Regions from separate parts of the Homo sapiens genome. Here region 2 is linked to region 1. Evidence: read pairs that join two places in POLR2A ChIA-PET (ENCODE). Cell type or tissue: Panc1. All regions are shown on one strand.

Region 1 (2,500 bases):
TTCAAATGGAGATAACCTATTATCTGTGCACCAGAATAATAATAATAATAATAGTATCTGTGCACCAGGATGTGCACAGACACACACACAGAGGCACACACACACATTTTTACACAGACACACACAGGCACACACACACACACACAGATCTGGTGTATTCGAAAAACAGAAATTAATAATGATGTACAAGCATTGTGAAATCCCTTGAAAACTTCTGCCTAAACATCTATTACAATGTCAGGTGATCATTTCATAGCAGATGAAATGTCTGGAACCCAAGACACATGGCTGAGAAGTGGCCCCACTGAGAACTCAGATCCTTTTTTACCCATCATTAAAACTTTTTTTTTTTACAGGTGAGACCTAAGTATAATCAAAGTTATTAATTTGTTCATGCATTTACCCATTCAACAGACATTTGCTGAGCATCTTCTCTGGGCTTGGCATTGTTCTATATGCTACAGATACAGCAGTGAATACCATAGAGGCTTACATACTGAAAGAGGGAGGTAATAACAAACAATGTCATATGGAATAAGCACTGTAAAGAACAATGAAGCAATGTACTGTTGAGCGGGATATTTAATATAAGGTGGTCAGGAGGTGACATTTAACCAGTGACTTGAAGAAAGTTACAGTGACCATGTGGATCTTGGGGAAAAGTATTCTGAGAAGGAACAGCAAGTGCAAAGGCCTGAGGCAGAAGCAAGCTTGGTATATGCTACAAATAGTAGCAAGCTCTCACTACACAGTGCACAGGTCAAATTCTGTGAGTGCATGCTTGATGGGATTATGGAACTCTCCCCCTGAAAATGCACATACAGACAAACTTTCCTTACAATTTCAGACCCCGGAAGACCTTTACCCACAGCCCCTAGTTAAGATCCTTTGTTCTACTCCAACCAGTTGTTGCTTCTGACATGGCTCTGTGATTCCAAAAGGCTGAGTCCTGGCTGCCATCCCTCACATGGTGAAAGACAAAAAGAAGGCCAACCTCCCTCTTCAGACAATGTGCTTGTTCTGAATTTCAAAAAGAATGGGAGACCCTTCCTGCTTTCTCAGCTTCAAGGACTAGGAAACTATCTTCGAGCAATAAAAAGCACAATCTTCGGCCTGCTCACTCACCCTCTCTGTAACAGGAAGGGCTTCTGGAGCCCTGAGCACCTGGATTGGATCAAATTCCATCCACTCTGATTTGGAAGTGAGCTAGAGGAGCTTTTAATCTCCAGAAGGTAGTAAGAGAATTGGACCAACCAATTAGGCTTAGCAGCTCTGATTCAAACAGTGAGCACGTAACTGAGAAATATTTTTGGTTTGTCTCTAAGTGGAGTTTTGAATGCCCCAAGAGTAAAAAAAAATAGTCCTTTTAAAAATAATAAACAAGCCGATTTAAGCAGCATGCTGAACCCAAGCAATCCAGTCCATGATGCTTGGCCTGTTTCATGCCAGTATCACATATGCCGCCAAAGGACTCGCAGTGCTAAGACCATCACACCTCATAACTCTTGCTAAATACCAGGGTTCCAATTACAGCTCCACTGTAAAACACTTCATAAAACGTGCAGACCTTGCTCCTGCTTTTGCAAACCCAGCCTTGTCTTCCCTCCTTTCTCTCCTGGGTTCTGCAAATGGCCTTCCAGCTTTCAGAACCTTCTGCTGAGTTCTGAGGAAACTGAGGTCACTTGCCTGTGATTGCACTGTCTGAAGATCACATCCTCTTTGCAGAGGAAGTGCTGGGTGATTTCACTCCCTGTTCCATGTGCAAGGCTCACTGGGCGCCAATAATTGCACCATTCAGAAAGGTCAGCACCGCCACTGTGAGCATCTGACTGTTGGGACTGGAGGGGGACCAGTGATGGGGACAGGCAGAAGACGGGGAGCTGAAGGTTACCTCCCCACACCAATCACACCATGAAATACCCACACAGCACCTGGGGCAGAGGTTACCAGAGTTAACTATAACCCCTTCACCAACCAGACTCTTTCCCTGTCTCTTAAAAAAAGGTAAAGAAATAGTTTTACAATATATTTTCCAGATGAGCTAAATAATATACATTTTGTCTACAGAAAAATACAATGATGAATATGAAAATCACCAGTAAATCCCACTGCCAGGAAAATCTAAGTAATAGCCAATGCTTGTACCAATAATTATTTTAAATGTTTTATATTCATTTTAACTCATTTTCTTAGTTAAACCTCACAACCTCTCTATAAAGTTGACATTGTTTTAAGACCCATTTTGCAGGTGAGAACACCAAGTCACAGAGAAATTAAGTAACTTGCTCAAGGTCTCACAATCATTAAGCATAAGAGCTGCAACAATTAAAACGCAGACCCATGTTCTTTTTTTTTTTCTTTATACTTTAAGTTCTGGCATCCATGTGCAGAACGTGTAGGTCTGTTACATAGGTATGCATGTGCCATGGTGGTTTGCTGCACCCATCAACCCATCATCTACATTAGGTATTTCTCCTAATGCTATCCCTCCCCTAGACCC
Region 2 (2,500 bases), 810 kb before region 1:
CTGGCTAACATGTTGAAACCCCGTCTCTATTAAAAATACAAAAAAATTAGCCGGGCATAGTGGTGGGTGCCTGTAGTCCCAGCTACTTGGGAGGCTGAGGCAGGAGAATAGCGTGAACCCGGGAGGTGGAGCTTGCAGTGAGCCAAGATCGCACCACTGCACTCCAACCTGGGAGACAGTGAGACTCTGTCTCAAAAAAAAAAAAAAGGTGACAGCTGACCAGTAACTCCCACTCATCTTTCAGGTCCTCCCTGAACCCCAAGACAAGGTGAATGCTCCCTGTTTTAGATTCCATGGTATATTTATTTCCTTTGTCATTACAATCATTATAGCTGCAATTACCCTACAAAAACTGTCTTTCCTGCTGGACTGGAGCTTCACAAGACCAGGGACCATGTCATCCTGTTTATCATTCTATCCTAGCACCTGGGACTGTGCCTTGTCCAGGTAAGTGACACTCTACAAATATTTACTGAGTGAACAGATAAGTGAAAAATGGAGATTACTTTAAAAAATATCCTGTTTTCCTACTTGCTATTGTATACAGAGGGAGAATTTACAATATAAATAACATTCACTATGTTTCTTTGGTTGTACATATTAGGAAATTTGGAAAGCAGAGTGTCAAATAAACAGTGAGCCCAACATTGTTGTAGTGCAGGGCTTCACAAAGTGGAATGTGCACACTAGTCACTGGCAGATTGTGTTTTTCCTTTCTTTTCTTTTTCTTTTTTTTTTTTTTTTTTTGAGATGGAGTCTCTTGTCGCCAGGCTGGAGTGCAGTGGCGTGATCTCGGCTTACTGCAATCTCTGCCTCCCGGGTTCAAGCAATTCTCCTGCCTCAGCCTCCTGAGTAGCTGGGACTATAGAGACACACCACCACGCCAGCTAATTTTTGTGTTTTTAGTAGAGATGGGGTTTCACCATGTTGGCCAGAATGGTCTCCATCTCTTGAGCTCATGATCTGCCCACCTCGGTCTCCCAAAGTACTGGGACAGATTGTATTTTTCAAAGATGGCTGCAACAATATGTCTTTCCCCATGTACTCTTCCTTGACATGCCAACAATTGAAAGCTGGAGTCTACCTCCCCCACCTCCCCCAAGTCTGAGTGGGACCATGACTACAGTGGAAGTGACATTATATAGCTTTTTTGAGATGTTTGCTTTGGAACTCAGCCACCAGGCTGTGAAGAGACTTGATCTTGGGATCTTTCTTGGAGCTATTTAAAAGAATTTCTCTTTCTCCTGGATTTGAAGCAGGGAAGGTGAAAGCCTGGAGCTGCTGGGAATGTATCATGTGGTAGGAGGATGCTCAAGAGTGACACCCACACAGGAAAGCAGAGCTGACACACAGAGAGACCAAATCTTGTTGATTGTTTGAGATCCTTGACCCAGCCATGCCTGAAGTCCCCTTAGAATTCTCACTTGGATGAGTCAATCATTCCTCTTTCTTTCTTTCTTTCTTTCTTTCTTTCTTTCTTTCTTTCTTTCTTTCTTTCTTTCTTTCTTTCTTTCTTTTCTTTCTTTCTTTCTTTCTTTCTTTCTTTCTTTCTTTCTTTCTTTCTTTTCTTTCTCTTTCTTTCTTTCTTTCTTTCTTTCTTTCTTACTTTCTTTCTTCTTTCTTTTTCTTCTTATTTTCTTAAAGCTAGTTTGAGTTGGGTCTCTTACCTGTATTAGAAGAGTCATGACCAATAGAATGGACAATATTCTTGGCAGCACAGAGTTTATGAACCTAGCCTTTGAAACTGTTCTTTGCTATGAAGAAACAAGGATCTTGTTAATCCTCCTTCCCTGAGAATAACCTTGAGGAGCCTTGTCTGCCAATTACTATTAATGAGCACATCCAAAATGCCAGTCCTTTGATGGTCCAGGGGCCCTCATCAACTATTTCCACCGTCTTCCCTCTGTGACCTCTGCAGTTTCTCTGGCTGCCCTGGCTGGAGGATAAACACCTTACACCTGCTCCCAGCATCCCCTGCTGGGGACAGGACTGGCTCAACCCAGAGGAACACCTTGGAGATCTCCAGTGACTCATCTTGAACAGAGCCCCAGGTTTGCCTGGGGACTCAGGGAGTTGTTGGGTGAGAAATTCTAGAATACACATGAATAAATAAACTGGAGCTCAGTGCCAGTTTGAAGCAATTAAAGGATCCCATGAAAGCTGAACCTCTGGGGAGATGTATATGCTTCTAATGTATAATCTCCTAAATTCAAAAGGGCAGAGGTGTAGCCTTTTCTGATCTGAGCACCTGTGCATACCCACTCTTGACCCTAGAGTTCTAAACTTCTCATTATGGTGGCCTGTCCCAGGCTCTTTCCTGTCACCCTGTAAATGCCTTCATAAAAGTTCCTCCAGAGGTTGGGTGCTGGGCTTGTGACGATTACTCTTAGTAGGTTGAGGCCTGGCTCCTGGGTCTTAACAGCAGGAATGAGAAGGCAGGAAAGTGAAATTCTTCCTTCGAGATGGTTCTTCCCGCTTCTTTGTTTTACAATGGCAAAAA

What was found. ChIA-PET counts read pairs that join two places held together with the same protein. Peaks named below come from ENCODE experiments on the same cell type or tissue, not always from the same donor. Only the 100,000 strongest peaks of a DNase experiment are listed, where the experiment ranks them.
Region 2: POLR2A ChIA-PET joins it to region 1 with 5 read pairs; 2 of 35 experiments call an interaction of 5 or more read pairs at or near these places.

Annotation. Positions count from the first base shown.
Region 1 is chr11:35,343,713-35,346,212 of GRCh38, forward strand. The region is part of intron 1 of SLC1A2 (solute carrier family 1 member 2); the gene reads right to left. Among named protein-coding and RNA genes, the nearest start is that of SLC1A2-AS1, 63 kb to the left of the region's middle. RefSeq lists an enhancer at 975-1,502. In Panc1, no CTCF peak of the experiment used is centred here; no DNase peak of the experiment used is centred here; H3K27ac peaks cover 1,042 bases.
Region 2 is chr11:34,535,833-34,538,332 of GRCh38, forward strand. No RefSeq gene overlaps it. Among named protein-coding and RNA genes, the nearest start is that of ELF5, 23 kb to the left of the region's middle. In Panc1, no CTCF peak of the experiment used is centred here; no DNase peak of the experiment used is centred here.